Linked DNA regions of Mus musculus: all the other regions are linked to region 1. Evidence: chromatin loops called from intact Hi-C (ENCODE). Cell type or tissue: left cerebral cortex. All regions are shown on one strand. Region 1 holds the start of Myc (myelocytomatosis oncogene). Region 2 has its middle 200 kb from the start of Gm41333. Region 3 overlaps Pvt1 (Pvt1 oncogene). Region 4 holds the start of Gm30113 (a long non-coding RNA gene). Region 5 overlaps Pvt1 (Pvt1 oncogene).

Region 1 (5,000 bases):
GCCGCCGTCATCGTCTTCCCTTGGGGAGAAGGACGTAGCGACCGCAACATAGGATGGAGAGCAGAGCCCGGAGCGGCGGCTCGGGGACAGGGGCGGGGTGGGAAGCAGCTCGAATTTCTTCCAGATATCCTCACTGGGCGCGGGCGGCTGCAGCTCGCTCTGCTGTTGCTGGTGATAGAAATTCTCTTCCTCGTCGCAGATGAAATAGGGCTGTACGGAGTCGTAGTCGAGGTCATAGTTCCTGTTGGTGAAGTTCACGTTGAGGGGCATCGTCGTGGCTGTCTGCTGGAGGGGGCACAGCAAGGGAAGCAAGTCTAGAGTTATCCAGCTCTGGTTGGTGCGGAAACCTGGCGCAGCGCGTACCCCAATCCTGAACCACTCCCCTTTCAGCGTGCTGTACTTCCAAGTGTGTGTGTGTGTGTGTGTGTGTGTGTGTGTGTGTGTGTGTGTGTGGTTGGGGGGGAGGCATGCACTCTTTTACTCCCTACTATCAGTGACGCTCGTCGGACTAGCAGCTGCTCCGAGTCCCCGCCTCCTTCGAGCAGGGACTTAGCCCTGCAGACGCCCAGGAATCGCCATCGGCCTTGGCTTCAGAGGCTGAGGGAGGCGACTGTAGGGAATACAGTCTGCTAAGAGCCGAGGCGCAAAGTTTTGCGCCACCTGAAGGAGAAAGGCGAGAGGCGCCGCGTCGCTCGGCCCCCTCCCGTGTGCCGGCTCTCTGCGCCGCCGACCGGGTCCGAGTCCCTATTCGCGCCGTCGCCGCGCTCCTACCCAGCCGGCGCCGCCGCCCCTCTCCGCCCTCCTCTTTCTCCACCCCCAGCGCGCCCCCTTCCTTCCTTTGCCGGCTTTTCTTTCCGATTGCTGACTTGGAGGAGAGAGCTCAGTCTCCGGCTATCACAAGCCTCTCGAAATAAAAGGGGAGGGGGTGTCAAATAATAAGAGACACCTCCCTTCTACACTCTAAACCGCGACGCCACTGCACCAGAGACCCTGCAGCGATTCAGCACTGGGTGCAGGGCGTCTTCCCTCTCCCCGCCGAGGGTAGCAGCTGTTACGGAACCGCTCAGATCACGACTCACCGCAGTCTTCCTAGCAATTCAGGGGCGCGAGGGATACCCGCGGATCCCAAGTAGGAATGTGAGGATTCCCTCTGGTTTCCCCCAAGTCAACGAATCGGTCACATCCCTGTCCCAATTTTGCTTCTCCTCACTGCGCTAGCCCAACATCAAGTCCTAGTGCCGCGGGGGTCAGGCTTAAATTTTACTACGATCACTATTTTTAAAGCCAAAATAGCAACTTCTTAAAAGGCTCAGGGACGGGTTGCGATCGCCGCCGGGGATTGGCGGGCGGGACGCACCTCCGTGTCGGTCCCAGGCTGTCAGAAATGCACCAAGCTGAAATTTAAATGCCCTCTCAGAGACTGGTAAGTCAGAAGCTACGGAGCCTTCTCGCTCCCAAACGCAAAAGGTAATCCCTTCTCCAAAGACCTCAGGATTCCAAGGGCTTTCTTTGGCCACCACGAAGCGACCTCCCGGTTTGACCCCTCAAAGGACACATATCAATTAATGTAGCAAAGCAAGAATGTCCAACCGGCCGGGTCAGCGTCAGCCCATAGTAACCTCGGGAACCCCGCTTCAAAATGCATCCCGGTTTTTCCCTTCCCCTTTCCTCTGTCATCTTGACAAGTCGCTCTACCCCGACTCAGATCTACCCCAGCCTACCCCAACTACTCTTGAGAAAAGTGTCAAAAGCACAGGAATGGAAGAAAGACTGTCCTAACCGGCCGCTACATTCAAGACGCAGAAAGAACACAGGGAAAGACCACCAGATCTGTGCTTACCGGGGTTTCCAACGCCCAAAGGAAATCCAGCCTTCAAACAGCTCGAGGAGCTCTTTTCAGGAGAGCTGATCGCGGGCAGAGGCAGAGAACACTGTCCCCAAATAGACAAAAATTCCCTCCCCGGAGCCTGGGGAGTCCTGTCCTGGCTCGCAGATTGTAAGTTCCAGTGAGAAGTGTCTGCCCGCTGCAATGGGCAAAGTTTCCCAGCGGCGGCGAGGGTTGCGGCCGCTGATGTTGGGTCAGTCGCAGGGTTGGGGAGAGTGGGCGGCAGGCTCGGAGGCAAAGCCCCTCTCACTCCAGAGCTGCCTTCTTAGGTCGCCCCGGAGCGCGGCTCTGCACACACGGCTCTTCCAACCGTCCGCTCACTCCCTCTGTCTCTCGCTGGAATTACTACAGCGAGTCAGAAAAAAACGCCCGAAAAGCTTCTTTTATACTGCGACTCAGGATCCCTCCCCTCCCTTCTTTTTCCCGCCAAGCGTCGGCGAAGCCCTGCCCTTCAGGAGGCAGGAGGGGAGCTGAGTGAGGCGAGTCGGACCCGGCAGCTGAGAGCAGCGCAGCCCAGGGGTCCTCGGCCGCGCAGACCCCCGGAATATAAAGGGCGGGTGGGCGGGGATTAGCCAGAGAATCTCTCTTTCTCCCTTCCCCACCTCTCTCTATTTTTTTTTCCTCCTCTCGCTTCCCCGCCCTCTGCTTTGGGAACTCGGGAGGGGGGCTAGTGGGGAGCCGGGGAAAGAGGAGGAGGAGCCTCAGCCCCGCAGCCCAGTACTCCGGCTCCGGGGTGTAAACAGTAATAGCGCAGCATGAATTAACTGCGCGCCCGACCATTTTCTCTTGCTCGCGCGCTAGTCCTTTCCCTTTCTGTACGGTTGTTCGGGCGCAGCGCTCGGCTGAACTGTGTTCTTGCCCTGCGTATATCAGTCACCGCAGGTGGAACAGCTGCCTCGCTCCACACAATACGCCATGTACCCTGGACCGCGTCACGCACGTCCCGGGCGGCCAGGCGTCTCTCTAAGGCTGGGGAAAACAGAATTTAGAAAGGGGGAAGGACGAACGAATGAGTTATCTAGGAGCCCCCGCTCAGTGTGTGGAGTGATAGAGGGTGATCAACCGCAGATGAGGTCTATGCAGGAAAAACGATGTCTGGAATTTTATTAAAATTGCTCAGCAACTCACTGCCACGTATACTTGGAGAGCCACTTAGGGATAAACAGCCACTCCATCTCGCGGGGAAGGCATTGTGTATTTTGCCTTTGGTCGTACAGTTATGTTGACTGGGCACATTCTTTCCAGAACGACCCCCCCCCCCAATTTGCTGCCAAAAGGCAGATTCCCCCCCCCCCCCACACACACACTCCAGCACCTCCGGTTCGGACTTCCACCCGGCGGGTGGTGTGGAGGCGGCTCTTTCCCCTGTAGGTCTCCCTGCGCAGTCCAGTAAAGTGGCGGCGGGTGCGCTCTACCCGGCTCCTCCGGGAGGAGTCTCTGCCGGTCTACACCCCATACACCTCCACACAGTTCCAGGGCCACAGTCGGTTTTCACAAGAGGCAAATCCTCTTTGCCCCTGTGGAGCCAGTTTGCAGCAGACTCTGGTTTAGGAGCTGGGGTGGGGAAAATCAAGGCGCTAGACGCGAGAATATGCCATGAATTGGGGGGTTGGGGAAAACCCGGACTTCCCAGAAAGGGGGAGGAGTGAATTGCCAACCCAGATCTGGGGAGCCTGCAGAGACCCTAGAATAAAGAAAACCGTTAACCCCTTCCTCCCAGGACAAACCCAAGCTTTCCCCTTTTATTACTGGAATCGTAATTATGCACTTAAAAAAAAAAGTCGGCCCTGATCAGATCAAAGTAACGTTACATTTTTGCCTTCGTATGTGTGTGTTAAGCTAATTAAAAGCTGATTTTAATTTATACATTAATTTCCCAGTTTCCTTTTTCCTGAATACTACGCTGTGCATTCTGTACAATCCCCAAACGTATACATACACACTTTATATATACACGATAATCTAGCTTATTAACCAACCAGAAACATGAGTCTTTTGCTCTGTGCATTGGTTCTAGATTTATTATATAATGCATATTCCCTCGGGATTTGCTTATCCTACACTTTAAAACCCAAAGAAGTCTTCTTATTCCGGACTCCTCGCCCCAAGGCACTTAAAGAAACCTCTCTCACTGCTACCCGGTTTAAAAAAAAAAAAAAAAAAAAAAAAGAAAGAAAAGAAAATACAGTAGCGTGTATAAGGTGCTCATTGTTCAAAGTTGTTATTAGCCACTGAGTTTGCAATTTAGGATTCAGCTGTTGAATGATAGTATCTTCCTTCATCGAGCTCATTGCACAATTCAGCTTTAAGGATTGCAAAATGACTACAGCCTCTAGGATTTTGCCTCAAACACCAAGAGCCACCAATCCCTAGTCTGCGTTTTGCTGCAGAGACTCTTTCCCCGCCCCCTCACCCCCCACCACCCGGGTTGTGGCTCTCGGATTTGTGAAAGTAAAGTAAGTGTGCCCTCTACTGGCCACAGAGACCACAGCGTTGCGAAGCCAACGAGGGCGGAGGTCGGATGGGGGCAGGGCTGCAGGGTTTCCAGGTTCTGGGAAGATGCTTCCTTGCCTAAGACAAGCTTCCGGTCATCCTTTAAATGACTCTTTTAGGCTGCAAAGGAGGCAAAGGAAGAGAAATTACTAGAGAAAAAAATGGTTCAGAGGTGGCTATTCAGTTGCAAAGAGGGGGAGTAGATGAACCCATCCCTACTTTCTGACAGTCACCCAAAACAGAGCCCTAGTTGTGGATGGGGAAAATGAATGAGTCACAGGTATACAAGTGAAGGAGATCTAACAGAAACGGAAAGGCAATAGAACAAGTTTTAGCACCCATGTCTCACACCTTTGTCGTGTTGTAAGCTGGACGTGTCAAAGCAGAGCATTGAATTTTACTGGGCAAAAGGAGTCAGAATGCAAGGCAGGAGCATTAGCTTATTATTGCCTTGTTTTATTATTATTATTATTATTATCATTATTATCATTATTATTATTTTGGGGTTTTTTTTTTGAGAGAGATTCTCACGACTATTCTTTGCTAGCCTGAAACTCACACAGTTTTATTAGTTTTGTATAACTGTTTTTCCTCTTCCTCTTCTTTATAAAAGATCTTATGC
Region 2 (5,000 bases), 480 kb before region 1:
TACAAGACTAGCCATGTGCTCCGAGAGAGAAGTTGGAAGGAATTCCTTAAAGCGGCTGATACCAGGTTAAGAAATAGGGTCATTATTTTGACAACAGAAAAAACTTTATTCCAATAATCTTAGTGAAGCAAAGAAGAATGACCTGTAAGAAATGGGCACATTCATCAGTCTGCCCCACAGGTACCAACTAATATATGGAACTGGATTGATCTATGGGATTGAATCCCTGGAATGGAAGATCTGTTTTCTTGGAACATTTCTGTTTTCCCTCTGACCTTAATACATCATTGAAGAACTGGTAGTTGTGAAATAAACAACTTTAAATTGGTTTGTATGTACAAAGATCAGTTTCAAGCTCCCCTAATTGTCTAGGCAGCAGAGATTAGGCAAGTTTTCCTAGGGCAGTATCAGGCACAGGCACACACACACACACACACACACACACACACACACACACAGCAGAGATCAGATAAAGAGCTAAGAGGAGCCATCTATAGTTTTCACCATCAGAATTTAATCAGTTTTCCATCTTTGCTTCAAGGGTAGTCAATAGAGTGCTGGCATCTTCCTCCAGTTCCTAGTCTGCTTCTGGCAATATGATATGGCAACTCTGCCCATCACAAGATGAAGCCCACATTCCCAACCTTGCATCTGCCCTGTCCTTAGCTCTTACTTTGCAAAAGAAAACATGGAAGAAATGAACAGTTCTTTGCCTCAGCCTCCAGAGACCTTGAGCAATACTTCAGTTGCTTGGAAACCTAAGGACAAGCTTAGACTAGCCTGGTGAAGATCAGGATAAATCCCTGCTGAAGCTATCCAGTGCCCAGCATCCCTTAGTTCCACCAGCTGGCAACTGAAAAAAAAAAAAAAAAAAAAAAAAAAAGAACAGACAAGACCAGCCAAACCCAGCCCAGGATTATCAGAACTGTCCAGCTCCTCTGTCGACTCAAGAAAAATAATAATTACTTTTTAAGCACCAGTGTTGTTGTGGTTTGTTATGAAATAATAGTTAGCTGATAAGGTATGGCTAAAATTTCCCCAGGGAACTTCCAGGTTCTAGCTTCTCATGGCCGATGAATCGCGATCCTGTATTTCAAGGTGTTGTAGGCTAGATTGTAAAAAGAAAATGCACACCAACCCTGTGGTCATCCAACACAAGTACTTTAAAAAGACATTGAAGACCAAGATATATCCTTGCTGGTAGGGAAGACAGAAGTTGGTTCTTCATATTTCCGAAGGCCTTTTCCATTTACTCCCGCACTTCCCCTCTTGAAATAAGAAATGAAGATTCAGAAAGGGCAATTCATTTTCCAAGTGCTTACCTGGAACCAGAGCAGAAGAAGAGGTGTTTGGATTTTAAAGGAATCGGCAGCCTATCTAGCATCCGAACTCACAGTTCTAATCCCAGTCCTTTCTATATCCAGGACATCAACTTGAAATTGAAGGGAGGACCCATGTTCAAGGAAAGAAAAGGAAAAATTCCATCTTTGTATTTAAAGTCTTACTTTACACTGAACTCTGAACTCAGCTCTAAATTCCAGTGCTGAGTTCAGTGCATCCGTCACCTTAACAGAGTTGTAGAAGGCTTAGTGGTACAAGGATTACAGCGCCTTGTGCTCATGGGTTCCTTTCTGCGGCTCAGCTCTGTACACTGCTGTGTCACTGACCTACTCAGAAACTCAGGTTTCAGCATAACAGATAAAATAGTCTCCAACAATCCCACTTCTAAGAGCTTCCCAGCTCAAGGTCTGAGAAACAAGTCTCTGAATGTCCAGGTTGATTCCTTATCTTGGACCTTACTGGGATCAGATTTTATACAGATTTTTGAGCTAAAGACCATGTCCTTCAGAGTGGGCACTCAGATTGGCTTTCTTTCTATTGAACAAAATAGTCATCTTCACATAGTCAGCATAATTAACCAGTATGTTTGAATGAGGGAATGAGGGAGCCTTGGTTGACAATGATTCAACTCCATCTACTCTGCTAAGGGACAAGACAAACCAGTAACACACACACACACACACACACACACACACACACCAGCTCCACCCCCTACATTCCATAGGCTGACTGTCATCTAACCAATAACCCTTCCTGGGAAGCAAGACATGGCCTGCAATTCCAGAGGCATGTGTACCCTGAGCATATAATTAAATCAGAGGCAAGGAGAGCTGGTGAAGCAGGGAGACAGGCACAGACTCTTCAATCTAGGAATGTTCACAGACCCTGTCATTACATCCTCCGCATGCTAATCTATCCCACTGGGACTCTATAAACTCGGTGACTCTAACTGTCCTGGTTGAAAAGTGCATTCGTCCTCTTCTACACTGTGGCTTTGCTCCTCCTCCTCCTTTCACTAAAAAAAAAAAAAAAAAAAATCTTTTCAAATCTTCACCAAGTGGATGATGCAGAGCACTGGAGGCAGTGTGGATCTGGGTGAAATTTATAAGAAATTGCTATCCTGCCTTCTCACCATGTGATCTGTGACTGACTACTTAACCTCTCTGAGTCCAGGTACTTAGATCTGTCAATGTCAGTAATAAAATCTGCCTCCTGTGGTCACTGACAGGATTACATGTCATTAAGAGCATGGCACTGGGAATATGGCAAGGTTTGACAAATATTCGTTCTTATCCCCTTTATAGACATGAAATATTCTGATTTCATTTCTCAAAGTCCAAGACAGAAATCGCCTTTAGAAATGGTAGTCTTAAAGTTTAAGCATAATCAGATAGTTCCCGAATTCTCTGGGTCACTCACTTCTTGTTAATTCAATTACTTATCTACTGAGCTTCTAATATCTGCCAAGTCCCCTCCTACTGCTGAGACACAGCAAGGAGTAAGAGGAGGTCCTTTGGCATAAAGAGTCAGTCTAGGGCTCGATAGCATTATCTGATAAGCAAAGCATCTAACTGCAACTGTATTTTAGCTACAGAGCAAGCGTTGCCACTGTTCTTGAATTGTTATGAAAATTCTGGACATGTACATGACATCTCTTTAAATAAACTATCAAGTCTATTGAAAGACATTATATTACCTAATAAGTCCTAAAATACTCCCTTTTTTGTGTGTGATTAAGGAGAAATCACTGAAGGGTAGAAAAGAAAGTGGTCTTTCCATTTTCCCTGTATTTGGCAACCTTTCTTGGAACCCACACTTATGGGTGCTCATGTTCTAGTGCTCGTTCTTCTGCTGAGATAGACACAGCATCATGGGGGCTATTCAAGCAAACTATAGGTCTTTCTTCCCAACTAAGTTTGTGTTGTCTGCAAAGTAGACATTGTAGCACCTTCTCATATGAACCTGATTTTCCCATGATGCCTTCAAAAGCAAGGATGACTTTTTATTGATAATTAATGACTCTGCATTTGGAAACTTCTGACCCCATAGTACATGATCAATAAATGGTAACAACTTTTAAAAAGCACATGCCTCTTACTCCTCTCAAATCTGGGGTTGAATGAACTATTGTGGTGTGTGCTGAGCTCAGATGGTCTGGGTACATTAGCTTCTGATGCATCATGATGCCAACTGGAAACTGGGGCATCTAGGGCATCTCAGTTAGAATGACTAGGTGGGGAGGGGGTCTATATGTCTTTTCAATAATGATGGAATCCCCTGAAGAAAAATGGATTAATAAGAGAGCACTTAATTTGTTTAATAGCACCAAGAGATATCCTGAGAAAACCACTCTGGCAGACAGGTCCATGTGAATACAGAGGAGAAAAAAAAAAAAAAAAAAGATGTGTGTCCTGATCCCTCTTGTGTGTTCTGTAGCATTTATACAACCCTTCTTGGGGTAACTTGGTGATATGTATTAAAATGCAACCTGAATGGGGATAAAGCTCGGGTAGTCGAGCATTCGCCTAGCATACATAAAGCCCGAATAAGAAAGCATAAATTGCGTATAGTGGCACAGACTTGTAATTCCTGCATTGAGAAGTACAGACAGGAGGGTCAGGGATTCAAGGTCATCCTCAGCCACAATGTACGTTTAATGCCAACCTGGAGTACACGAGACCCTGTCTTAAAGCTAAAGGGAAACATGACAGGAAAGAGGAAGGTCACGTGACTGGAGAAATGGCTCAGTGGTTAAGGGTGCTGAACCTGTGTTCAGTTCCCAGCACCCACGTAGGGAAGCTCACAAAGTCTTGTACCTCCAGTTCCAGAAGACCTAACACCCTCTCCTTGTCTCCATAGACACATGAACACACACACAGAGAAAGAGAGAGAAACATACATACAAATAAATGATAAATCATTTTAAAAGGACGTGGACAGAGATGGCGATATCCAAGGTAGGCGGCTTCCTTATTCCCCTCTTCCAGCCTTGTCCTGTGCCCATCCAAGGGCCACCTGGCAGCTGAGAAGGAGCCACAAGTCGTAAGTGTACCCTACTTCGTAGACGCAGGTGAGAAGAAAATATGGATCTTTTAAACACTGAGTCAAATCCAGAGAGATGGAGCCAACTGCAGCTTGGGCTGACCGCAGCCTCTCACCTAGATGGAAATTAGAGGTGAACATAAAGGCAGAGGCAGCCTCTCCAGCAAGAAAAACAGACAGAGAAAACTTGCTGAGCATCAAGGACAGATCGTATCCAAACCATTAAGTGGGCAGGTAATACGATGTTCAAACATAACTGGATTTCTTAGCTTCAATCACTGCAATCTCTCTAGGGTGGGAAAAAAAAAAAAAAAAGAGCCTGTGTTTTTTTCCTTATCTGTTCCCATGTCTGGGTTGTCAGAGTTAGCAGTGAGCTCTGCAGCCTGGAATATGTTCTCCATTGTGCTCTTTCTGTGAAGAAAATTACAATGTGAAAAGGAAGGGGGTGGAGAGGAACATTACATTCTAAACAGTCTCGGGGAGATAATTGCAAAGTCTCCTTGGCGCTCTCCTCCTTCCCCCTCCCTCCCTGCCTCCTCCAACTGTTCTTCTGCCTCTAGGCCCTGGCACTAGGCCTGCCTTACAACTGTGACTGCAGATAGACCAGGATGCTGGGT
Region 3 (5,000 bases), 200 kb before region 1:
CACATATTTGAATTCAAAGAGAAATGGCATGCCGTCTTCAACATGATAAAGATCGCCCCTCTGCCTTTGGTCACTTCAAGGTCTGATGACAGAAACCATAGTACTGGATGGTAGTTTGCCCAATAACCTTTAGATCTGCATGCTTCCCATCCACATAAGCGTACGTTTAGATCGGCCCTGCCACTGGATTTACCAAATGTTTGGAGATTTTGTAGTGTGCTTCCCAAGGCCTCATGCTGTACAGCTGTTTTCTCAAAAATAAGTTTTGAAAAATCACAGAGCTCCAGGGAGAGGTCCATTTAATAGCAACTGAGTTCTTAATGACTTTAAAATAAAATGAGCTTCCCTGTTTCTCACTATTTCTCCTACAGAGGCAACTCATCTGAGGGGTTGTGGGGGACTAAAGAGGGAGCTATAAGTATATCCTCTTTTCTGACATCTGTGTCTGACACATGACATATAGAGACAACTCTTTATGAAGTTAATATAATAAAGGATAGAGATACTTTGCTATGTAAAGGTAAAATAACAACTAATCTCCAAATCTTTGAATATCTTGTCATTTACCAAACTGAAGGGACAAACACTAGTTTTTATTGAACAGTTGATTTCTCCAATTCTTTTCTTACGTTTGGGTCCCCAGTGTGTTTCTCCTACTGAAGTAAGAGGATATCTACTATTTCATGCTTTTAATCTGGACAGTGGCCCACATATACTTCATGAATAACTTGATAATGTCACAAGTGAGAAAGTGTCAGCGGGAATTCATGTTGGTTCACACATCTATTGGTAATGCCTGGGAATGTATAGCCAGTTCAAACATCTATTGGTAATGTCTGGGAATGTATAGCCAGTTCAAACATCTATTGGTAATGTCTGGGGACATACTGCCATTAATTCTGGGGGATAATAGTGTGTCAGTTAGAGTTTGCCACTTTGCAAACAACTACTGGGAGAACTTAAACACCCAAGTGAATACTTGAAAGAAGAGTGAAGCCCCATCTTACTTTCTGCTTCCTAGTGAAGTCTACTGGGAACGTTAGGGCCCAGCCCACAGTGAGCCCCAGTCATCAAAGACTCATTGGAAGAAGCAATGGCACAGTGAATGTGCATTCCTGAAATACAGTCTGTACTAGATTCATAAATTCCTGAGCTACCATTATAACCACCTGTAGAGTCACTCCTCACAGTCTGATCACTGGAGAGACCATGCAAGGAAGATCCCAGAAAGCTGAAACAGAATTCACAGGAACTGTGAACTAGGAACTGTGCAGGTGACAGACATCCTGGAACACTGAGAGGAATGGCAGAGACTATTCTAGAGAAGAACATGAACCTAAGAGGGGCAAAGACCTGGAAGAACAGGCGAGAGCTCTTTCGGTAATTAACTCAATGACCATCCAAAGCGGGAAGCTCATGAGGTCTTTGTCAAGCACATCTATAAAGGAAAGAATGTCACATAGTAGCAGGAGGGTACAATGGTCAATCTCTGCAATAGTTCACAGCTTGAAGAAACCCCTCATTCCAGAGACATTGCTTCTACTCACACTCCTTTCTTTATAAAACTAGCTTGTCTATAAAATGAACTCACCTAAAAGACATAGTACAGTGACTGCTGGACTCCCTGAGGAGAGCTTCAAGTTCAAGGCTACCTTGATATACACATCAGATCCTAGGCCAGTCAGGGCTACCAATAAGAACCTGCCACACACACAAAAGGAAAGCAAATTTTTGCAAAAACTCTAGTCTCATGGTGTCACGGTCTTTAAACATCTTGAGAGGCTCGAACTGGTGAGGTGGCTCGGAGGTAAAAGGGCTTTGATGCACAACCTGAGTTCAACCCCGTGTTTTAAAGACTTTCTGCAATGATTCTGGTCTGCAGTCCTAGCCCAAGCACAGTCAAGGAGAGATTGAGGCTGAAACGGAAGAATGGAAGTTTGCATAACAGCTCAGTGGCAGAAATAACAGGAGAGACCTGACCTTAAAAACAGGGTGTAAGGTGAGAAATGATGACAAATGACATCCACTTCAACTGTGCTACGAACAGCTACCTGTTTGCACACCCCAAACACACACACACACACACACACACACACACACATACACACACACACATACACACATGCACACACACGCACACGCACACGCACGCACACACGCACACGCACACGCACACACACACACACACACACACACAGAGTACCTAAAAACATAATAACTTTTTTAAATCCTGAGTTGAACCACAACCATTCACTAATTTTTGGGCTTGAGATCCAAAGCCCGGAATGAGTCATAGTTCCTTAGCACAGCAAATTATAGCTTATTCACTTCTCTGGGGGAGACCGAAATGATACCGAGTTAGGAACAAAGTTTGTAAAGTCTAACAATTGTGAGGCTTCTGAGAAACAGAAAAAGAGCTGGCATCCCTGAACTAGCACGGATTGCCCATTGCCTCTGTATAAAAATACCTGAGGAAGGGTCAGATGTGAGGATATAGTCAATGGAACCAAAAGATATGAGAATCCCTCTAGTAAGCATGTTTGTACTGTAAGTGTATACAGAAAAACATATCTGGGTAAGAGAGGGGTACGTACATACATACATACATACGTACATGTGTATACACACATGTAACCCAGATGCTGATGGTTCCATAAATCCAAGCACTGCTCATTTTAGAACATATCAAAAAGTAAATTGCCTCGTACCTTCCAAGCACTCTTCCCAGAAATGTGTGTTAAGAGGAAACGAATGCTTTTCTTAGAATTTCTCCATGTGTAGATAAACATGAATATGTGCTATATGGACCTGTTTCATTTCTATAAAAGAGAGGCCAATTCAAGACAAACAGTACTGCTGGGCGTGGTGGCGCAAGTCTTTAATCCCAGCATTTGGGAGGCAGAGGCAAGCTGATTTCTGAGTTTAGAGGCCAGCCTGGTCTACAGAGAGAGTTCCAGGACAGCCAAGGCTACACAGAGAAACCCTGTCTCAAAAAAACCAACAACAACAACAAAAAGCCAACAACAACAACAACAAAAAAAAAGACAAACAGTACTACAATCTATCTTTCTCAATCAGTGGATGAAAAAGATACATATACCTGCAAACATACACAGAGCTTACTGTGTTTGTAATTTCTATTTATTTTTCAGTCTGAAACAATGTCATACTTAGAAAATAAGTTAAGGGCTGGAGAGATGGCTCAGCCGTTAAAGGCTAGGCTCACAACCAAAAATATAAGAAAATAAGTTAAAATGTACAGAGAACTCCTATATAGCCTAAGGCCTTTTAAATTTTGGTATCTTATTTATACTATTATCACTGTACAATTATTAAATTTTATGTGCAAATTAGTTCTACTTGCTAATTAGGAGTCTTCATTTAAATTCTCCAATAATGACTTTTTCAAATACAGGCCCTGACCCAAGTCACAAGCTATATTTAGCTGATAAGACCCTTAATTTGGTTTTGTTATTTTTTTTATTGTTTAGTTTGAAGCCAGTATAATGCACTATAACCTAGTCTATGTAGCCTAGCTTATAAACCCACGGCAATCCCTCTGCTTTGACCTTCTAAGTGCCAGGATTTCAAGCCTATGTCATCACGTTTTGGTCCCTGGTTACTCTTCTGTGTGTGGGAAGGATATATGCATGTAGCAACAAGTCTGTGTGTCTACATATGTGAAGATAACACAGCATCCTTCATCTTCAACCTAACATGCCTCCCCTCATTTTGGTTGAGATAGGGTCTCTCATAGAAGTCTAGTCCAGCTAGAAAAATACTAGGGATCTACCACCTCCCATCCTGACATCATTGGGTCTGCAGACGTGTGCCACCACACCCAGCCTTTTCACATGGGATCAAGGGATTGAACTTCAGTCTTCATGCATATGAGAAAGGCATTTCACTGACTGAGCCATCTCCCCAGCCTCCTTAGTATGAACTCATTCCTCAATCATTCTTTGTCTTCAGAAGCGTGATTAGGTAGAATGTCTCTCAATTTGGGTTGGTCTTAGAATTATTTCTTATTTAGTTGGGGGAATGTAAGAATATCACAGAAGTCTTGGCTTAATCCAGAGCTGGGGCAGGCAGGCAGAGCATGCTGTGATACTGGACCAAAATAAAAGGCAGAGCTCAAAACACCGATGAAAGAGCAAGCCATGGGCTATAGAAGCCAACTTCATGATTGTACTAATGACCAAGAAAAATCTGGGTAACAATGTGGTTTTATTCATGGATTGTGACCAATGTAGCAAGAATCTATAAGCCCATGCTCTAACAAATAAGTGGCACTTTTTTTTTTTTTTAACTTCTTCAGGATTACAACCGAAGACCAACTAAGGGATCAAGCTGGTCTACTGAACTATTCAATGTATGTTGGAATCCTGAAGAGGTAGGCTTTAATATCAGTGAAGGATGCCTCAGCTCCAGGACGGATGAACTTGCCAGTGAGCATGAGGGCAGTGTGAGAGTATCTAAGTAACCTAACTATTGGGTTCTTGGACTTTCTGTCATAAGACAGGACCACAACCTATAAGTCATTCTAATAAGTGAGGGTGTGTGTGTGTGTGTGTGTGTGTGTGTGTGTGTGCTCACACGTGCGTGCGTGTGCTTGCGCATCCTATCAGCTCTGGTCCACCATTTCCATGAGACTATATTGGAGAAGAGGTATTGATAGAAGTTAGGAAGAACACATAATACCTCATGCATTGGCAGAGATCTGAACTCATAAGTTTCCCATAAGAAGAGACATTGGATGGGGCTGGTGAGACGGTTTTCTGGGAAATGGAGCTTGTGGTCTATCTAGCCTGAAGACCTGAGTTTCCAGGAATCTACATGGTAGTTGGAAAAATCCAAGTCCTACAAGTTGTGTTCTGACCCCCATATATGCTCCCATACACCCTGACACACATGCACACATGGAACATAAATATTTATTTCTTTGTTAAAGGAGAATGAGAAACATTAGATGCTCTCACACTGAACCCTTGACCCCACTG
Region 4 (5,000 bases), 970 kb before region 1:
GCATGCAGGCATGTATTTTTAGATCAGCCTCTGAAAATGGAGCATCCACATTTTTAAAAATAAACTTGTATAGAACAAAAGCTGGCATCAATGAGTGAAGAATAAAACATTTCTAATTCTGCCTTCTGTCCTTCACTGCTAACAACCAAATCTTGCCTCCTCCCTCCCTTTCAGCTGATTCTTTCATTTCCTTCCCCAGAACCATGTGGTGCGGAGCTCAGTAACTGGCAAGTGTGGAGTTTTCTGTTAAGTATAAATTTCAGATTCCTTTGGAGTCTTGGCTCCAGACAAATACTCTCAAAATGTTTAGGATATGCCTGCATATTTCCAAGGGCTCCTTAGAAAAATCAGTGAAATGAAGATTCTCACAAAAGATCCTCATGAAGCTGGAAACTAATGATTCTGGGCTATACTCGGTGAACAGAATAAACTCCTTTGCATGGACTCCTATGATAGCAGGGAGGACATTCTTTACTCTGACATTTCCCCAAGTATGTCTTAACAATGAGGAAGGATACTTACAAGGTTGATTAGTGTCACTGTGGTGACTCAGTATTGATCCCTGCTCACAGAGAGATGGGCAGATCTTCCTGGGGACTGGAGAACATGATTGGATGGCAGTTCTCAGGGGGCGGGGCGTGGGGGAGAGGAGGATTTGCGTTTAGCATCAACACTATTCATTTCAGACCTGGTGAAGAGCCACATTCAACTGTAGAGACTGGTCAACCTGAAAACTCATGACTACACGCAACACTGAAACAGCCCAGAATCGAAACGCGGGGAAATTATCTCACTGAGTTGCTCAGAATGGAAATGAGAGAAGGGGCTGGGAAAGTAAACGATGGGAAACAAGAGGCAGTCAGCAGCCGAACCCCAAAGGCTTCAGGGGAGTGGCATCCTATTGCCTACCTAGCAAGATTAGGAAGGGACACATCCCTCTTATATTAGAGAACCAGCATTCATTCTCCTAGCTCTTAAGCAAGAACTTAAGAAAGATAAGAAGAAAAGGAATGCATACACCTGTGCAAGAATTAATGACACCACGGTGACACAGATCTGCCACCATTAAGTTTAAACTCAGTCAAGAGCAAAACTTCCTTGGGAGTTCAGTTTGTGCTTAAAGAAGGACAGAAGCTCCAAGACTTAACTCAATGTGCTTTCTGGGGTGGGGGCTTCTGAAAGGCTTTAAAGTACCTGCCACGGTTAAAAAAAAAAAAAAAAAGATCAAGTGAACAGGTTAGGAAGCATTCCAGGGTGGAAATTGGGCAAGAAATCCTATTTCAAATTGTCTTATCACTCTGCAATCTCAGATACTGTTCATTCCAGGCACTGTTCCCTGATACACTGAGGTAGAAGGAGATTCAGGTGCCCCCTGCTTCTCGGTGGGGCCTGTGCCTGCACAAGTCATCTAACTCAGCATCTCTGTTGACTTCTCAGTGGGAAGAATGACACCATCTGAGGAACTTTAGCATGAGCATAAACACTCCACTAGTACACAGCATGTTATATAAGCCCTTAAAAAACAGTCCTCATTCTTTTGTCTGTGGTTAGCTAGTGACTCCCATAAAGACAACCCCTTGTGTTAAACACAGTTCACAAAAGGTTTATGCATCACTTGGAGAGAGTTAAGTCCTTGCAGACTTGGGGATTGTTTTAAATTCACAGAAGAGAATGTTATTTCAACGTGTCCTTTAAATTGTGTTTGAATAGCATCCTTGGTTGTTTCCTTGAGGAGAGGAAGTTGGAGTAGGCTCACAGCGCATACATATTTCATCTACAGTTTCCACATATGTGTTTTTCTCAGCAAGCAGCACATATGGAAGAACTCATTATGGAAAGCAGCAGTGATGTCATCTCCTTGGCAATACCAGGATATGAACTCAGACTCCCACAGTGCTGGAGGAGCAGCGCAACCACTAGTGTGTTCTGGGGAAGGGAGAGGATTTTTGGATGTTTCCGGAGTAGTAGGCTTTGATTTTCTTCTGAGAAATCACTGGGAGGCTGTAATCTGATTTCCACAACGAGAAAGGGATGTGTGGGGCCAGGAATAGTTTATTCTCAGGGATTCCTAAGGAACTTCTTGAAAGCGTTTCTCATATTTCACAACAGAAAAGCAGAAAACAGAGCAAATGTGTTCCATTCCCTTTTATGTGGAGGAAACTGGTGCCTTCATGCTCTCAAGAGACCCGTCTGTACCAGGCAGTCCACTCAGACTTACTATTCAGCTCACAGTCTTCTGGGCATCCCTGAGCAGATTAGCTCAGAGGGAGGCTGTGTTTCTGTGGTGATTTAAGTCATTTTAAACAAGGATTTCAAGATGGACTCAATGAACGAAAGCCAAATATCTAGGCATGCTTCATCCTGGAGGAAAGCCTGTTTGTTTGTTTGTTTTCCTTCTCTTAGAATAATTCATGAAAAAAGAAATATGTTTATTCATGACACAGAACTGAGAGGGTTTAAATTCTATTCTTTGTAGCTAGGTACAAATCCCTTCATTAGCATTGATCTCTCTGCAGAGACAACCATCTTATAACTTGGACTTCAGGCTTCAGTCTATTAAGAACTAATCCCCAGGGCTTTAGGGATCGCCGTCCTAGGCCACACTGAGAGTGTTGTCTAGTGCTGTTGAGTGGTCTATTGGTGGTCCCAGCCCTGAGCTCTTACAGGAAATTTGGCTTAGAAGATTATTTACAAGCAGTCAGGTGCTTTCAAACCATCAGCCTTCAGCCAAAGGCTTATATTATCCTTTCTCTCAGACCCAGAAACTCCTAAGTATAGAAAATGAATTTCAGCATTCATACAAATTTGTGTACATTTACCTGGGCATTTAATTTGAGGCCATTTGGATCAGAAAAGACACCTTACAAGATATAAATATGAAATGTATTCTTCTTTAAAATCCATAGGATTTTGGGGGGTCAAGAGTAATTAAGACTGCTGGTCCTCCTATATGATCCACCTTCTCTTCAGCTTCTTTCAGCCTTCTCTAATTCAACAACAGGGGTTAGCGTCTTCTGTCCATTGGTTGGATGCAAATCTCTGCATCTGACTCTTTCAGATGCTTGTTGGGTCTTTTGGAGTGCGGTCATGCTAGTCCCTTTTTGTGAGCACTCCATAGCCTCAGTAATAGGACCAGCAGTCTTAATTGATCTGGACCCCCGAGATCTTTCAAACACTCAACCACCAAACAGACAACTACACCAGCTGATATGAGGCCCCCAACACACATATAGTAGAGGACTTCCAGGTCTATGTTCATTCAGAAATGATGCACCTAACCCTCAAGAGACTGGAGGCCTCAAGGAGTTTAGAGGTCAGATGGGGTGGAGGGTGGGGGCATCCATATGGAGACCGGGTGTGCTGGGGAAGAGGCATAGGATGTAGAGCAGTTGGAGAATGGGAGGGGAGGGGCAGGGGATGGAATATGGAGTGTAAAAATGAATTACAAATAAAATTTTAAAAAACCCATAGGATTTGAAAGGGATAATTTTAAACTTGGGCATATCCTTCTTGACACCTCAAAGCAACTCTTAACACCAATGGAGTAAGTCTTAGATCTGGGGACAAATATAAGTGAGCCATGGTCTGGGATCATGGGTTCAGGTTTCCTCAAGCGCTGTGTTCTAATGTGTTCACACTTTTATGAAGTTTTTTTATAGTTATTGACCAGAAGAAAACCATAAATCAAGAAACCTTTAAAATACATTTGGAGGAAAATCAGGTAGGCTAGTGAGAGCAGAGCAGACGAATCTCCCTAAATGCTGTCTAATTACATTCTTAGAATTGGACTTAATACTGGCTGGTGTGCTGTTAGGTTAGTGGCTGGGGAGATGGCTCTGAGCTTAAAAGAGCTTGCTGCTCATTCACAGGCCCTGAATCTGATTCCCAATGCTTACGTCAGGTAGCTAGCTGCCAGTAAATCCCTGTCTAGGAGATCAGAGACCCTCTTCATCCCCTGCAGACATTGCACTTAGGTGCATAAAACCACACATATACACAAAGTTAAAAACAAAAATAAAAATCTAAAACCAAAAGAATACTAAATTAGACTCTGACATGGGCAAGCTACATTAAACTGTAGTAAGGGGGCTTACTATAGTTAAGGGTAATTTAGGTTTAAAAAATAAATAATCTAACAGTCCACAATCCTGGAAATTCTGATCAGCTGCTCAATCTTGTGGAATCTTTAATGGAGGTAAGGTTTCTATCTGCTTTCTTTTTGTTTATCTATTGTTTGTGAGGTGGCTTTAGATATAGAACAAGTTACATCCTATGTCAGTATCTAATTTCCCATTGTTGGTTGACTAAGGCTGGGATATATTAGCAGCTCACCAGCTCTACGAAACCAGAATTTTGTATCTTTGTACTAGAGTGCAGGTTCAGTTGTTCTCCATCTGGATGTGACGTACTTTGTTACAGAGGAAGAGAATAAAAACCAGATTCTCTTACAGCTTACATGCCACGAACAAAAGTAAGTCCCGTGTATATGCCTGATTTCCTGAGAAGGGCCAGAGACAAGAATCTCTTATAAACAGGGGCAGTAAGTGGATCAGATAATATGCAATTAAGCTCACCAATAAAAAGATAGATCTATAAACTCACTAAAGCTAAGTAGTGTGAAAGAAAGGAATCCAGAATGTTCCAAATTAAAAAGTGAAAAGATATGAGGAAATAGTAATGAATATGAAAGCCTGCATGATGGATTAGGCCACAACTCACTCATATGTGTTCATGAAACTGAAGACAATGTTTCAGTCCCATATTATAGATGTTATAAAGAAAATGAATTCTAGAAGTACTGGGTTTTAGATTTGTAAACAAACAAAAAAATCTTAGTGCCATAAGTTCAGCAACATATTTTAAATACTTTTATTTCAGGAACTTGGAGAATCTAGAAAGAATAAATACATTTCTGGATACATAAAATCTACCAAATTGAATTTAAAAGAAATAAACAGTCTATGCAAATCTATAATAATCAATTAAATTGAAGAAGTAAC
Region 5 (5,000 bases), 94 kb before region 1:
AGGCTGATTAGCCAATCAGATCAAACTGAGTTTCCACCAACAAGATGAGCAATAATTACCACCTGTGTTAGGAACAAAATACAAAGACCAATTGGGCCGTGCATGTTCAGTGGCCCAATCTGAGCTCGGGTATGTCCATTCGACAAAAAGAAATTATTTTGCAGAGTTACTTTCACATCACTAATATATTCCTTTGTGTGGCCCAGAGAATTGTTTTCCAACTGACAAGGTCAGCAAATAACTTGAGTTTAGTCCCTAGAATCCACATGGTAGAAGGAGAGAACCAACTCCTGAAAGTTGTCCTCAGACCTATACACGTGCACTGTGGCATAAATAAATGCATGCAAGCACTCACCACACACGGATTGTTTGTTTGTTTGTTTGTTTGTTTGGAGACAGGGTTTCTCTGTGTAGCCCTGGCTGTCCTGGAACTCACTCTGTAGATCAGGCTGGCCTCGAACTCAGAGATCTGCCTGCCTCTGCCTCCCAAGTGCTGGGATTAAAGGCGTGAGCCAACACTGCCTTGCCACACACGAATTCATACGTGCACACATAAATAAAATAAACATAATAGGATATATTTTTATAGTGTCACTAAAAATGAATCCCGAGGTAGAAAAAAGGAAAGGATCAAAAAGGTAGGTCCAGATCACAGAGGCAACTGTTGTACATCAGTTTGTGAAAAACTACTCACATGGCCATCCTTTTTGAAAGGCCCCAATGCTGGATGATGTCCTTAGAAAATGAATCATTCCTGGACACAAGAGAGTTCTGAAAGCTTCTATCAAAACCAGAAATCTGGTGGCATAGCCTATAACTGCACTAGGAAGACAGGGAAGGGGGGATCAGAAGGTTGGGAACAACCTTGTTCTACAGCAACACTCTATTAGAAATTTCCCCATCACCATCTGCCTTTATGCTACTATTCAAAATGCCCGCCTTCGAAGCGTGTCCATACCCAAAGCTCTTTCCAGCTCACTCATCACCTTCCATAGAAGGTAACAATGGCCTCCTAATCATCTCTCTAGTCATGAGGTTCCTGGTGAATTCAAAGGATGACTGTTTTCCATCTTGCCCTACAGATCTTTGAGGTCTAGCCCATCTGGCCCCAGTGGATAAGTGGTGGCTGAACACTGGACCACTTCCACAAGTGGCTCACATCAGCACTAACACATGGGTCATCAGCCTTACCTAGGAAGCCATAAAACAGACTCCTTCCCAAAGGATGGGTTAGGCTTTAGAACTAGCACTAGCCGGCAGAGGTGACTCCACCAAAGCCACATGAGCAGAGGAAAAGTTCTAGAGCCCAAACCCTTGCAGTATGTCCTGTGCTAGCACAACTATGCAACCAACCATCTTTCCACTCAGGGTCAGCTAGGGCTCTATCTCCAGTGCTACCGGACAGATACAGTATATACAGAGTCCTCCCTGCCAAGCTCCTAGCTGTTCCCTGCCCCCAACAGTTGAAAGCCCTCCTCTATCAGAGGCCAGATCGGGCCTCAGCATTCAGTCTCACCCCATAGAGAGCCTAGGCCTTCTAAAGACATTTTTATTTGTCTAAAGACATTTTACCTTGGGAGTTGGCTTCCTGCACTACAGGACAGCTGCCTTAAGAGGAAGACTCGAGGCAACCAGATTGGGTGGGGGTTTGGGGGAGGGGTGCTAAACTGAGTCAGGCAGGTCTGAGCATCAAATTCTAGATACTCTGATATTCTGACTTATGCTTCTCACTCTGCCTCTGAACTGGTATCATCTACTAGACCCCATTCCTTCAAACACCAAATGGGTATAAGGACAGTGAGATTTAATACACAAGAATTCTTCCACTTGTTCACTAAAAAAAAAAAAAAAAAAAAAAAAAAAAAAAAAAAAAAGATTGAATTCTCAAGGTAGCTTCAGGATGCTCCCAAAACACGCACGATACAAGAAAGTTGGCTGATCTTCCTGAGACGCACCTAGGGCCCAGGAATCTGCCCTACTTCACTCTTGCCCCAGCTTGCTTAATCACCGCCCTGGCTCCCTGCCTGTCAGCCAGCTGCTGACTTGAATTGAACTTTTGGATTCTGAATCCTAGCTGGCAGCCCGAGGTGTGTATCACTCCCTAGCCTACACACATAGGCCTAGAAAGGAATCAGGGTAAAAGAGTCCTTGAGGAGGACAGAGAGGGTCAAATGCCAGTGTGAACTGCCTTTAAATGCCCCAAGAGTCAGGACAGCCCATCTGGGTCCCACACAAGGGCTCACTGTTGAGTACACAGCTGTACCACTTGTGACTCAGAGAATGACTCAGCAGTCCACTAGAAGAGCATGCAGAAAAGCTTTTGAGTCACTTCTAGAAGGGGGGGGGGGGGGTGTGCCAAGCTACCAGCACAGCTCAGTCCAGAGGAATGCCCTCCCCTGCCAGCCTTGCCCACTGCCTGAGATTCATACACTCGGTATCCCAGCAGGGGCACGTGATGGGCCTGACACTGGGCCAGGCCAAATAGGCAGGGGCAACAAAAGTCCCATTTCCCGGCTGGGATGAGATCATTGTGAAGCGGGGGAGAAAGGAAGCAGGATCCAGGACCCAAGAAGGGGTGGGGATGGCCAGGAAGTCAGCAAGCATCCCTGCTAGGATAGAACAGGGAACAAAGGGGCAAAATAGAGCCTGGGCCCAAGGGCACAATGGGACCCCCAGTGTAAATTACTCTGAATGGCACACAGACTCAGAGAGTATCTTGTACCACCCCCATCCCCAACCTCCCACATTTCCCTCCTTCTTCATTCATCTTTATTTATTAGAACTCAACTTTGGTTACTCAGCCCAGCAAATACACCCCTACAGAAAGCTTCTGTCACAACCAGCTTGAGTCAAGATATACTGTGGAGACCTCTACATCAGCATGCCCCTCCCCTCCCGCAGAGTCCCTCTATTCTATTCCTTCTTTATGGGACCTGTGCAGCTCCTGCTGCAGCTCTTCCATACAGACTTCCAGGAGAAGTGAGAAACTTGCTTTCTTTCTCAGCAACCTCTAGGTTGGCAAAGTCACAAGAGCATTGCCCTACAAGCTGAAGAGCATGCTCTATATTAGAGCAAAGGCGGGCCAAGCCCCTGGAGGGATCACTATCAAAGAGCATCCAGGTCATTCACTTAAGGCTGGGCATGGTGGCCACATACCCTTGGCCCCAGTGTTTGAGAGGCAGAGGCAGGACAATCTTTGAGTTAGAGACTAGCCTGGCCTTCATAGCAAGCTCAAGGACAGCCAGGACTACTTAGAGACCCTGTCTCAAAAATAGAGAGAAAGAGAGAAAGAGAGAGAGAAAGAAAGGAAGGAAGGAAGGAAGGAAGGAAGGAAGGAAGGAAGGAAGGAAGGAAGGAAGGAAGGAAGAAAAAAGAGGGAGAGAGGGAGGGAGGGAGGGAGGGAGGGAGGGAGGGAGGGAGGGAGGGAGGGAGGGAGGGAGGAAGGGACCAGAAGTTGAGAAAGGTAGGTAGTCACCTATGTCTTCCTGATAATAAGGAATGGCCAATGGCCTCAGCTCATTTTACTCAGCCTTGTTTTGGTTCTCTGGCTTTACCTCCTCGTCTTGCTGAGATGCTGCAAAGTATACCATTCAATTGTTTTATATATATATATATATATATATATATATATATATATATATATATATTTTTTTTTTTTGTTTTGTTTTTTTTTGTTTTTGTTTTTGTTTTCCGAGACAGGGTTTCTCTGTATAGCCCTGGCTGTCCTGGGACTCACTTTGTAGACCAGGCTATATTAATAAACTCAAGGAAAAATCTCAATCCTATGAGACAGACGTCACTGTGGCTTGCTATTTTATAGAGGGATTGAACAGAGACCCAGAACAGTTAATTACATTCACAGTGACATTCGAACCTAAGTGACTCACATCCGAGTACCAAGCTCTACACCTCACTTCCTATTAGCCCCACACCTTCCAAATCAGGAAAGGGAAACACTGACCAGCCTTCAGCCTCCAGTTTCTCATTTTGGTGAATTGTAGAACTAAGTGTATGTGTGTGTGCATGTGTGCGTGCGTGCGTGCGTGCGTGTGTGTGTGTGTGTGTGTGTGTGTGTGTGTAGATGAGGGGAGGGTGGTTCAAAAATGTTTGTCAAAAGTAAAAGGGTTTTGAGCTGGGCGTGGTGGCACACTCCTTTAATCCCAGCACTCAGGAGGCAGAGGCAGGCGGATTTCTGAGTTCGAGGCCAGCCTGGTCCACAAAGTGAGTTCCAGGACAGCCTGGGCTATACAGAGAAACCCTGTCTTGAAAAAACAAACAAACAAACAAAAAAGTAAAAGGGTTTTGAATGCACAAGAGCCAACACTTAGTTCAAATCAAAAGCAGGAAGAAGAATCCGAGAAGTTTCTGGCAGGGCTCACCCATGGAGCATCACATGGTTTCACCGCAGTGTGAACACACGGAGCTCTGTAACTTACATGAATATCAGTTTAGTTATTTATTTGTTTATTTGTTTGTTTGTTTATCTATGTACTTAATTACTTACTTACTTACTTACTTACTTACTTACTTACTTACTTACTTACTATGGGTGTTTTGCATGTGCCTATGGAGTTCAGAAGAGGTCAGTTTCCCCTGAAACTAGAGTTACACCTGGTTATGAGCCACCAGGTAAGTGCTCGGTTGTTTTCATCATTAGCCATCATTTCTAGGACAGGGACATGTCTTCTATGAACCAGGGTGAGTAGAATCATAACCAAAAGTAGTACAAAGACAAATCGGCCTAGAGCTCAGGTTTCTGATATTGTATCAGGAAAGCCATAAAGACAGCAAGGGTTTCTTTGCCATGCCAACAGCACTACCTGTGTTTATAAGCCTGACCCAAGCTCAGGCAAGTGGAAAAGTCAGATGGACTCTAGCTCTGTCTGTCTGAGCCTGTTTCCAAGCCGCAGTCCCCTACTCAGGTTCCCACTCACAGGGACTGGATCCTACATATGCCCAGTCTTCTTTTCCTTCTTCCTCAGTCCCTGTTTCTTCTTCCA

The links. A loop is a pair of places that touch in the nucleus more often than their neighbours do. Peaks named below come from ENCODE experiments on the same cell type or tissue, not always from the same donor. Only the 100,000 strongest peaks of a DNase experiment are listed, where the experiment ranks them.
Region 2: a loop joins it to region 1, with 2.9 times the contacts of the local background. A loop is called at or near these places in 11 of 42 quality-filtered maps.
Region 3: it touches region 1 in a loop (3-fold over the local background); 4 of 42 quality-filtered maps call a loop at or near these places.
Region 4: a loop joins it to region 1, with 2.9 times the contacts of the local background. A loop is called at or near these places in 3 of 42 quality-filtered maps.
Region 5: it touches region 1 in a loop (4-fold over the local background); 5 of 42 quality-filtered maps call a loop at or near these places.

The regions. Positions count from the first base shown.
Region 1 is chr15:61,982,792-61,987,791 of GRCm38, reverse strand. Myc (myelocytomatosis oncogene) reads right to left here and starts at 2,451. Exons shown (of 3, transcript NM_001177352.1): 1 at 1,841-2,451; 2 at 1-285. The coding sequence starts at 270. In left cerebral cortex, CTCF peaks have their summits at 685, 2,214, 3,295 and 4,367 (motif pointing left); DNase peaks (open chromatin) are centred at 2,262, 2,659, 3,385, 4,304 and 5 more places; H3K4me3 peaks cover 4,256 bases; H3K27ac peaks cover 3,669 bases.
Region 2 is chr15:62,462,768-62,467,767 of GRCm38, reverse strand. No RefSeq gene overlaps it. Among named protein-coding and RNA genes, the nearest start is that of Gm41333, 200 kb to the left of the region's middle. In left cerebral cortex, a CTCF peak has its summit at 2,567; DNase peaks (open chromatin) are centred at 4,489 and 4,906.
Region 3 is chr15:62,184,059-62,189,058 of GRCm38, reverse strand. The region is part of intron 2 of Pvt1 (Pvt1 oncogene); the gene reads right to left. Among named protein-coding and RNA genes, the nearest start is that of Pvt1, 150 kb to the right of the region's middle. In left cerebral cortex, no CTCF peak of the experiment used is centred here; a DNase peak (open chromatin) is centred at 2,304.
Region 4 is chr15:62,950,270-62,955,269 of GRCm38, reverse strand. Gm30113 (a long non-coding RNA gene) reads right to left here and starts at 1,054. Exons shown (of 3, transcript XR_384131.2): 1 at 523-1,054; 2 at 1-30. In left cerebral cortex, no CTCF peak of the experiment used is centred here; DNase peaks (open chromatin) are centred at 131, 807, 1,851 and 2,587; H3K27ac peaks cover 1,289 bases.
Region 5 is chr15:62,076,857-62,081,856 of GRCm38, reverse strand. All of the region lies in intron 1 of Pvt1 (Pvt1 oncogene), which reads right to left. Among named protein-coding and RNA genes, the nearest start is that of Pvt1, 41 kb to the right of the region's middle. In left cerebral cortex, no CTCF peak of the experiment used is centred here; DNase peaks (open chromatin) are centred at 2,307 and 2,806; H3K27ac peaks cover 284 bases.